Linked DNA regions of Mus musculus: region 2 is linked to region 1. Evidence: chromatin loops called from intact Hi-C (ENCODE). Cell type or tissue: heart. All regions are shown on one strand. Each heading gives the region's core, and the rest is flanking DNA. Links, peaks and the distances in the headings are about the cores only.

What was found. A loop is a pair of places that touch in the nucleus more often than their neighbours do. Peaks named below come from ENCODE experiments on the same cell type or tissue, not always from the same donor. Only the 100,000 strongest peaks of a DNase experiment are listed, where the experiment ranks them.
Region 2: it touches region 1 in a loop (2.8-fold over the local background); 7 of 42 quality-filtered maps call a loop at or near these places.

What each region holds. Positions count from the first base shown.
Region 1 is chr16:95,829,499-95,835,155 of GRCm38, forward strand. It overlaps a transcript of 1600002D24Rik not described here. Among named protein-coding and RNA genes, the nearest start is that of Gm32130, 30 kb to the left of the region's middle. In heart, for the core only: no CTCF peak of the experiment used is centred there; DNase peaks (open chromatin) are centred at 2,223, 4,143 and 5,173; H3K27ac peaks cover 3,065 bases.
Region 2 is chr16:95,746,103-95,751,759 of GRCm38, forward strand. No RefSeq gene overlaps it. Among named protein-coding and RNA genes, the nearest start is that of Ets2, 47 kb to the left of the region's middle. In heart, for the core only: a CTCF peak has its summit at 3,249; a DNase peak (open chromatin) is centred at 4,269.

The DNA of each region.
Region 1 (5,657 bases), core at 328-5,327:
CCTGTCAGGGCCTCAGAAAGGAAGGAAGGAAGGAAGGGAGGGAGGGAGGGAGGGAGGGAGGGAGGGAGGGAGGGAAGGGAGGAGAGAAAGAAAGAAAGAAAGAAAGAAAGAAAGAAAGAAAGGAAAGAAAGGAAAGAAAGGAAAGAAAGGAAAGAAAGGAAAGAAAGAAAGAAAGAAAGAAAGAAAGAACAAGAAAAGAAGGAAGGAGAGGAGAGGAGAGGAGAGGAGAGGAGAGGAGAGGAGAGGAGAGGAGAGGAAGAAAGCAGAGGTCCGTTCAGTTCCACATGTCACTATTCAGATCTCCACCTCAGGAGCCACATCCTACCCAGGGTCAAGGCGTAGAGGAAGGGACTACATCTCTGTTCCCTCATTGGACCCAAGTCACCCAAGGGAAACTACTTACCAGGAATGTGCCTCAGTTTCCACTTCTATCAAAAAGGGTAGCACTAAGCCTGCTCCCAGTGTAGATTTAGAGACTAAAGGGACCCTAGGGTGTAAGGACCCTGGCCCAGCACTGGTGGAGGTAATCCTCAGACCGAGGCACCTCTGAAATGACCTGCCTCTGACCTCATCACAAAGGGAAAAACTGAACTTGGAAAATATATATGATTTTTCTGAAGTTCACACATCTATTAGGTGGCAGATTCATCTCACCCCAAAATCAAACTCACTTTTCCAGAATTTGAGAAATTTAGATACATATATACCTCCAAAAAGGCAGCTGCCGCCAACCTCCAGCCTCTGTTGGGGATTGGTTCTAATGCTTTGAATTAATCCAGCTAGGTCCCCAAAATCAGGAATCTGCATGCCCAAATGCTGAAGTTTTTTCCCCACAATTGTTTTTCAATCCATCAATAAAGAAGCAACTGCCAATGACTGGGCAGGTAAACTGAGGCAGGACCTTTAGATTTGCACGGGCTAGGAACTGGGAGAAAGGAAAGAAAGAGAATCACCTGCTACCTGTGACAATCGGGAAGCTTGCCACATGGCCACTTCCCCAAATATGTTTGGGGTAGCAGAGATGAAATATAGATTTTAAAAGATGTTAACTAAGAAGTACTGGGGGAGGGGGTGTTTGCTAGCAGCGGGTAGGATTAGACCTGCCCAGCCTTTGAGCTAGTCAAAGCACTTAAAATTAACTATGTGTGTGTGTGTGTGTGTGTGTATGTGTGTGTGTGTGTGTGTGTGTGTGTGTGTTTCATTCGCAAATCCAGAGGGCTCTGGCTGGTGGCTGGGAGCAAGACCTGTGCCTATCACCAAGCAGTTTAGCTAAACTCACCAAACTCACTGCTACATCTCTCTGCTGGCAGCTGTGCGTCCTCTGTGGCAGCTTTGCTGTGATTCTGTGATTCTGACCCACTTCTCCTGGAGACCCTAACTCAACTAATTGTAGTCGCTGCGGAGCTTACGCCCTTGTGATGACTTGCTAGGGGCCAAACTCTCAATCAGCCCCAATGGCTGAGTGGAATACTAGACACACAAGAAGTTTTCATGTGACAAACTCCAGGGACTTAGCACCATTTAATTCTTGGTGGCGTGGGAGATTACGTCAGAGCCAGCCTGTGACACCCATGCCTGCACTGGTTACTTTACTACAGCAAAGTATCTGACAAACAAGGCCTTTGGAAAGAAGACTTTATTAGGTCTTGTAAACAGAAGGTACAGTCCATCATATTTGGAAGCCATGACACCAGAGGTGTGAGGCAGCTGGTCACACTGCACCTGCAATCCAGAGGCAGAGAGAGGAGTCTGGTCTTTGTTTTCTTCGGTCCGGGAACCAGCCTATCCGTTCACATTCAGCTGGGTCTTCTCACACTAATGAACGTAATCTAGAAACTCCAGATACCCAGAGAGGCTTGTCTTCAGGGTGATTCTAGACCCTGCCATGTTGACAGTCAATATTGTCACCATGCCTGGTGGTATCCCTCACTGCGCCGGGGTCTGCTGTCTCATTGGCATGTACCTGCTATCCCTGTGGTCACAGGTGACGTTGGCACAGTGGGGTCAGGTCTAAAAAAGCAACTTCCCCTCCAAAAGAAGAGAATGGGTTTCCTGCAAGCCTGTCCTTGCTGATTCTTGCAGGACCTTCAGCCCCTCCTCCACTCCCCCATGATCCTGTCTGTTCTCCCATCTCAGCCCACATACCAGCTTCCCTCCATTGTCTGTGTTGGAGGTAACTCTCCTCACAGCTGCTCGGAGGGCTGATGAGTCATCATGACCAGAGGTCAGTGCTGAATGACAGGATGAAGGAAGGAAGCACAAACAATGATCAGCGCTGATCTTGTTCCATAAAGCAACACGTCACTGCTTTTGAGGCGAACACCACTTCTCCCTGCCCACTCCAACTCAGAAGACGGACTTCAGCCCAAGGCAGGCCCAGTACCCTGAGTTACATCCCTGTTGGCATCCTCATTAATCTAGACATTTGTATGAGCCACACTTTGGCCAGCTTCAGGACTTGTGTGAGGACAGAGAAGGAGGGGATCCTATTTGAAGCAAGGAGAGAGGCTTCCCCGAGGTGCATTGCCACACAGCTGCACTCCATCTCCATCACTCCCACAGCCTGCGCAGGCTTGCTCTCACAGCCAGTGCTGACTCCTGTAAGCTAACGTGCACAGGCTGCCCCCCCCATCCACCCCCGACTCCTTTTACTCTGTTCAACGGAGCTGCATCTAAATCAATTACAAAGCTCCATCCACCTCCCCAGCCTTCCTTCTGTGTCTCTTAGCTCACCTTGTACTTTTTGTTGAAAGCCAAGCATACTGTACTGGGTCAAAGAAACCCAGCAATCGTTACCATGGAGACTGCTGGTCTTGGGTTTCTGCTCCCATAACTTGGAGTTCTCTTTGTCTTCCTAGCTGACTCTCTAACTTCAGGAGTGGGGTAGTGTTTTGTCTTATGACCTCAGTTCTTTGATTAGCTGAAGCCATGAATTTTCAGTGTGCCGGGCCTCTCTGCTGTTGTGTGAACAGGACCTTCCGAGCTTCTTAGACGCCCTACAGAGACGGATAGCATCGAAGCGGGGAGATGTCTGAGTCAGCATAGTGCTTGCTGTGCCAATGAGGACCTGAGTTTAATTCCTGGAAGCCATGTTTTAGAAAGCCAGGAGTGGACGCCTATGCATTTGTTTTCTCAGCACTGGGATGATGGAGAAAGACACAGGGGGTTGTGGGACAGGAAGCCGATGTAGCAAGCCGGAAGGCCTGTGGGAGCCCCTGTCTCAAAAAAGGGGGGGAGGTGTTTGATGCCTAATGTTGGCCTCTCTCCATGTCCACTTGCACAAATGTGTACTCACACAAACACACATCCACATGCATGTACATGCATCCACATGCATAAACATAGAACAATCAGGAGGAAACTAGAGATTCATCCATTCCTTTTACTCCCCAAATCCATACCACCTTTTGATGGCTACCTACACCAATGTCTCCAAGATGCTGCTTATTCTGCTATTCTGCCAGCTTTATCCTGGGGATTTGCCACTCCCACCCCACACACTCCCCACACATACCCCTACCCTCACTTCCCATACCCTCATTGCTATGTTTCTGACATGTTTAGGTCTAGCTAAAGGCTGCTCTCTTTCTCAAAAATAAAAGTTTCCTGAAGTCCTAATCAAAACTTCTGGTGGGCTTGTTCCAGTTCTCTGTTGGAGACAGTCCATCTGACATGCTCGCCCCTGACACTGTAGCCTGAGTTCTGCCTCTCTCAGGAGATTGAGCACCTTGGCCATAATGGGCGTGGGCCTGGCCATCAACCCTCGCCCAAGAGCACATGATGAACAAATAGTAGTTGATTAATGTTTGTGTCTCTCAGGCCCCATGCGGACAGGCAGACACATTGGATGAGTTTCCAAAAATATTTTAGTTGACATCACTGGCCTATATTTTTAGGAAGTGACCAAGAATGAAGTCAAACGCCTTCATACAAACGCTCGGGCCGAAATTAAGATCCTGAGGATACAGCTCGGTGTAAAGAAGTAGCTAGATTATACCATTGGGAATTTTCTTAAGAACTGTGGAAGGGGGTAAGAACGGAGCAGAGAGACCAAGAAAAACAAAAGGGAAGAGCGTTGAAACCCACAAAGGAAAGGGGAAGCTGCGCAAGACAGCCCAGGAGGGACTGCTCGAGGCGCGGAAGTGCCGCTTCCTAAAGCCATTAGTGTTATTGCAGCAGAAACGCTTGGCTCCCTGGGCTGTCGGCCCACTCTAAGTATTCCCAGTGCCTCATGTGAATGGGTTTCTGACATACAGCTCTGGGGCCTTGTGTTTGGACAAACACAGAGAGGAGCAGCAGCCACAAGACACTCCTAAATGGTATTCATTAAGAGAGAATTAAAGGACTTGGGTTCAGTTTAGCAATAGTCTGTGAGGCAGATACACAAATGAGCAAGCGAGCAGACAGCAGTGCAGCAGAGGCGCACCTCAGAGACAAGGTGCTGGTGTGGTCTCTGTTCACTATGAGAGGTCAAGACCAGCCACAGGTCGGACACAGAGCTACCCATCAGGACAGCCACTGTGTGGAAAAAGGGAGACCATGGAGGCTTCTTTATTCTACTGTACTTTGTCAGTCATACTAGACTAAGACTTCAATTGTTCCGATGGGGAGAGCTAGGTGGGGGTTCACAGTTCATCAGCCAAGAGATAGGAAGCAATGAGATGGAAGGGTGGGAGGTGGGGATGGGGGTTAGCGGGTAGGTACTTACAAAGGGACCAGCCAGCCTCTTGCTGTGAGTCAGGCAAGCCACCAGAACCAAAGACTACTCTGAAATTAGAGTCTCTCTTGATTGATGAAAGTTCTCTTCTTCCCTTTCCTCCCTCCCTCCCTCCATTCCTCCTTCCCTCCTTTTCCTCCTCTGTGTGTGTGTGTGTGTGTGTGTGTGTGTGTGTGTGTGTGTGTATAACATGTACTTGCTCATGAGTATATATACACCACAGCCAACACTGGCTGTCTCCCCCAGTCACAGACAAGGTCTTTCACTGATCTGCAGATCATCAATCAAAGATACACTGGTTGATCAGAAAACCCTGGGGTGGGGGTCCTCCTATTCTCATTTCCCAGGTGCTGGGATTACAAATTTGAGAGTCTGTGCTTGGCTTTTTATATGAGTGCGAGGACTCTGCCCAGCAAGCCTTTTACAGACTGAGTCACTCCATCCCCTCAACCCCCAAGCCTAGCTGAACCTCCTCCAGCTAACACATCATCCACTGCAAGGGAGAAACTCAAGATGGGCCCCAAACACGTAACACAACATTAATGTAATTGCCAGAGCCCTCCCAAGGGGCGGCATAGAAACACCACAGAAGCAAAGCAAATCCAAATGAAAAACCCCTCTGCACGGGCCAAGACACTGAAGGAAGCTTTTCTGAAACACGGGTAATTTTGTTTGGGAAAACAAAGAGTCAGATTACGAGCACGGCTGGTTTGTAAGAGAAAGTTATTGAATGCTTTCAAACAGCTTGAACGAAAGTGCTTGGCACGTGAAAAGCCAGCAGCGTTTCTGCAGGTGTATATCAGGTTTAGACATCTGATTCTGCTTACCTGGCCCTGGCAAAGCCAGTGGGTCCAGCATTAGACATAACCATTCTTGTTTAATGCTTTTCTCAAAGCCCATGTAATTCACTGCCGGGGTTGTATTTCATGTTTAGGCTGTC
Region 2 (5,657 bases), core at 234-5,233, 83 kb before region 1:
GTTTGCCCATTATTGAGGCTCATCTATTATTGGGGCTCATCTATTATCAAATGCTCCCTAAGGGTTCATTTATTAGGGGCTTGGTCTCCAGAGTGGAGACACAAGGTATGTTGAGACTGCTAAGGAGTGGGTAGAGGGTACAGCCCTCAGAAGGGATTAGTGTAGCTCCCTTGGGATCTTTTTCTCCCAAGACTGAAAAGACTAACTCTATTTTAGAGGAGGAAGAGTTCCAGAGGGAGGGTAGAGGACAATTCAAGGATATGAGCAGAGCGTTATATACACGTTGCAACCGAACTCACTGTTTTGCACAACCCTTATTAAGGTTTCAATTTGGAAAAAAAAATGAGTGAATCCAATTTCTCCCATATTCTGGTTTTCTTTCTTGCCATGAGATCTCTGTCTCTCACACAAAATTCCTCCATAATGCCACTTATATTGATATGAGACTGTGCCCTAGCCTAGGGAACCCTCCTCAGAAGAAGGCAGTGCAACTACCTGGATTTCAGCCTCTCTAAACTAAATAAACCTCTTTCCTTTATCCGCTACACCTCAGATGCTACATTGTAACAATGGGAAACAGACTAACAATAGCACCAAACTATCTACAGTGCATTTCTAGAAGAGCTGCCTAGTCTGTTGTGTCCAGATGTCAAGTAGTATGTGAGGCAGGAAGCCTGGGTCTTGTTATTTCCTCTGGGTCAGAGGGCAGCAATGTCTATTTTTTAAGTTAATTTGCGTCAATGGTTTTTTCTCCCTTTGTGGGTTTTTTGTTTGTCTATCTGTTTTGGGATCTCTCTCTCTCTCTCTCTCTCTCTCTCTCTCTCTCTTAGATTGGCTTCTGTGCCTTGTATTTTTTAAATTAAATTTGACTTTATTACAGCTAATGGTTTTTAAGTTCCTAACTCTTTAACCTTTATCTATTGGTAGGGTTTAAATATGCATGTTCCCCATAGGCTCCTAGTTTCAAGGCTTGGTCTCCAGCTGGTGGTAGAGGTGGGGCTAGGTGAAGAAGTAGGACATAGAGGGTATCTCAATTCTGGTCCCTTCTGGTCATCTCTGCTTTTTGCTTCCAATGCACACTCTTGCCATCCTGGTATTCTGCCTTGCCTCAGGCCCAGAGCTGTGGAGCCAGTTAACCTGGGCTTGAAACCTCTGAAATCGAGAGCCAAAAGTAAATTCTCTCTCCAGGGTTTGTCTCAGGTATTTTGCCACAGCTATCTGTGCCATCCCCTCTTATTCTGTGCCCCTCTCTCCTATGTCCCCCTCTCCTGTGCCCTCTCTCCTGCACCCCCCTCTATGCCACCTCCTCTCTTTTTCTTTCCATTTAATTTTAAAGTTGCAATATGGGACTATGATCTCACATTTTGTTTTAACTCTTAGGCTCTATAGTTAAGTTAGGACTATACCTCACGCAATGGGCAGACTGTGAATGATTCTGGACCACATGAGCAATGCTCTGGGTAAGATCCAAATACTCCCAGGTATTGACACACCACAATTCACCTTTATAAAGCACACAGCCTTAAAGAAAACCTAATGCACCAAGAGGGTCTCCCATTCCCTGCATTTCTGTTGTTTGTGCTGGGAACTGAACACTGGGCCAAGCAAGCCATTCATCACTGAGCTGCGTCCCTAGTCCAGTTAACAATTCTCTCTGTGTTTCCCTGAAACCCTTGGCAATCACCAATCTGTTTTCTGTCTTGGGGTACTTGATTACTACAGAGTGTGATGCACACAGAACCAAACAGGAGCCGGCATTCTGTGGTTAGTGTTCTTTACTGAACACACAGGCTTCGGTTTCTACCCAAGCTGAGTGTGGGTTCAGTTCATTCTTTGATAGCCAACGATCTGTCCTGTTTTGTCTCTCCGTTCCTCATCTGACAGTGTCTGCCTTCTCGTCCTCTGGTTATGATGGACAGCGCTGCCAGGAACACAGGTGTACAGATGTCTGTGTAGACACCTGTTCTTGATGCTCCTGGAATGGAACCACTAAGTCAGATGACTACCCCAAGATCAGCTTCTTTGGGGAATTTTCAAACCGTATTTCAAAGCAGCTTCACCGCGAATGCTTATTGCTGTCTGTCTTTCCTTCTTCCTGTGAGCTATCCTGGTGGATAAAGCATGTCACAGTGTGACTCTTATTTGTGGGGGTTGTTTGGTTGTTTGGTTGGTTGGTTTGTTTTGGTTTTTGGTTTTTTGGTGAAGATTTAAACGCTCATTTATTTACAGAGCCATCAATTAATTCTCTTTCCTCAGATCAAACCTGTTTTTCTAAGACTGTTGCCTCTCATGTATAATCCCTCTTTTATTTCTAATATTAGCAAAGTGTTAAGTTTACTGTGGCATTTTCAAATATCCTGGTTTCTTGTCTCTCTCCCTTCACACTCGTGGCCTTCCTGTGCCTTTCTGTCTTGGCAGCCACTTTTCTACTTTGATGATACAGTTTCCTCAGCAGTATTCCCCCTTCTCACAGTCTCCTGCCTAATTTCATTAACTGTACCCCAAACCTCCACCCCCCCCCCCATATATACACATCCATGAGCCAGAACCCATGATGAAAGAGGCCCTGGAGTGTTTGTCTGCCTGAGTCTGAGTTAACTTTTCTCTTAGTCAGGGTTTCCATTGTTGTGAGAGAATACCATGATCATACACAACTTGGGGAGGAAAGGGTTTATCTTAGCTCACACCAGGTTCTCTGCTGTGTTGGTGAGCAGGATTCACTTTTCTGTAGATCCTTGTATTCTCCCTCAGAGACTAGAACCAAAACACTACTGAGTATGGTGAGTTTGATTGGGGAAGGTTTGAAGAGAGATTGTTGGTGTCACGTTTCATTTGAGAAAATAAATTTCTGTGGGGAAGACAGGTAAGAACCCTAGCACCAGGGAAACAAGGAATTGGTTTGTTTTATATCCATCTTTGGCAGAGCCACAGGAAGTCAGTGCCATGAAGGCTGGTACTCCCCTGTAGAACAAAGCTGGCATGGAGCAGCAGGTTTCTCTGCTGCCTTTCCTGCTGTCAGAATTCGGGTGTACCAGATGCTGGGAGGAATTCTAGCTCTGGAGTAGAATCCTTCAGTCAGATGCTGGCAGGAGACAAATGGGCATGAGCAAGGCCATCTATGGCCATCTGAGGCCATGGAAGTGGGTGCATCGGTTCCTTCTGGCTGGGTTTCTGAAGTCCAGTTCCTAGAAACAGATACAGGGCAGTAGCTGGAGGAAGGGGTTGAAGCGTGTGTGAGTGGATGTTTCCCCTGGTGGTGGTTGTTACATAGCAACCAAATACTCCCTGATCTCACAGAGATTCTGCAAGACTTATCACACCATCTGAAAAGTCACTCCTGTCTGGAGTGCGTTCTGCAGTCTGTGTTATGAACAGTGTCATTCTTCCATACGAGGGGTGGGGCAGTTAGAACACACTTTTCTGCAGAGAATCGAATCTAGATAAATGGTTCACAGAAGGCTTGTCTAAGAGGAAAAGTTAACATGCTACCAATTGGAATGAAACTCGAAAAAGTCAGAAACAAACCCCGGTGACTCAGAGGAGGGAGGGAGGCTCTTACACATGACTTACTATGCAGACCAGAGATATATTTGGCAATGGAAAGTTAGTACTGGAGAACTCAAAAATATTTGGCAACTGTTTGACATGAAATACTCCATCGTCAAACGATATCTGAAAATCAAAATCTGATCATTGAATGTGTACCTCCGAAACACAGCAGGCAGGGTGGGTAGCCTCAGGGGAACAAACTGTGGTAAAAGATCAAAGACTCTTGTAAGTGAGCATTCAAAGCAGGAGATGGCAGGCAACGTGCTGTACAAGAAGCAAGCTTTTCCTAACATGTGAGAGTCCAGCCCAGTGAGCCAGGGTTGATATCAGTTCTATAGATGAGGAGAGAGCAAACATTTGAAAAAGGACCACTCGATGAAAATGGACATTCTCTTTGGAAGCTCTGTAGTTGGTGGCATCCCCCGTGACACCCATAGGTGCTATAGCTGATGTCTATTTCTTCTACTTTCCTGGGAGAACCAGAAAGGCTGAGCAGGTCACAGCTGGGAGGCTCTGGCCAAGGAAAAGTTCAGATGGAAGGACTGTGAAAGCTCCTGAGGCTGGTGCTTCCAAGCCCAATCATAGATGGCTGCGAAGGTCCAGGCCTGGTCCCAAGCCAAGAGCGGAGCAAGAGCCTGCCGCTGAAGACATGTCTGGGGCTCCTGCACTTGGACACCATGTGAAGATGAACCTTCAGTGAAGGGCTCAGCCTCTCTTCCTCAGGCTCACAGATCTCAGAAAGAACATTAGTGAAATGTTAACATCAGTGTAAACACACATGCACACACCCCAAAATAGCGGAGGTGGGCCAAGGCGGGAGATGAAGAGATAAAGGGGCTTACTGAAACAGGAAAGCACTCTAAAGAAACCGAAACTCAACAGAATCAGTGTTTGGAGGAGGCATAGAGTGGAGGAGATTCCACTCAGTGTTTCATTCTTTAAAACCCTGTGTGCACATAACCAAGAAAACAGGGGCACTGAACATGTGGAAACCACAAGGATGAAATATTTCTTCCTTCGGCTCACCTAACCAAGAGCAAATAAAAAAATTAGACATTTCCAGGGGTGGGGGAGGGAAGAGATAGTGGGAGAAATGTAGACATGCAGGCCAGGGGTCAGCTGATTAATTCCCAACTGAATAAATCATGAGACCTCAGGAGATAGGAACATCAGATAGACAGTCGGTGGTATTCAAAGGCTGCTAGTGATGGGTAGTGCTAGATTCTACTTTTCAGGAATATTTATATATTCCTCTAAATTGAGATGCTGGGAGGGAGGGGCAGTGAGAGAGGAGGTAACTGGAGGCACAGAGATCGGAAGTTCCATGGTGAGCTGGTTCACAATGAGGCTGCACAACTCTCTCTAACACTGTTAAATAAACGTTTGAGAAATTAGTACAAGCAGATGACTTAGAGGGTAAAGATCCTCAGTGTACAAGCCTGGGGACCTGAGTTCCATCTCCAGAACTCAAGTAAAGGTGAAAGAGGGAAACTGACCCCACAAAGGTCTTAGACACACACACATACGCACACATTGCATGCACACGTGTGCACACATACACACGCACGCACATGCACACACACACACACACTCACATACTCACACATATACTCACACAGTGAATGCACACACATGCACACACACTCACTTACACATACTCACACACACATATATTCATAGTACATGCACACACATGCACACATGCACACACACATGTGGACGCCCAATTCGCCAGCAAGGAAGATGCCACGACAGGATTCTTCTGCACATGTTTATTGGGAGAGCTTGATAGAGAAGGCGAAAGACCCCCCGAGCCCCAGAACTGGCGCTGCATATATAGGCCTAGGAGTGGCGTGTCTATACCTGATTGGTTGTGCTTTCAGTACCTCATTTACATTCCCCAGGATGGGCTGTGACTTGGCGCGAAACCCTTATGCACACGCGCACATTGGCTGTTTACCCGAACTTACAGCGGTGGCCAGCGGTAGCCATCTTGTAATGGCGTATGTGGCTTCCCACACACACACACACACTCACACATATACTCACACAGTGCATGCACACATGTATGCACACGCACATAAGTATGCTTTTTTAATTTTGAAAAA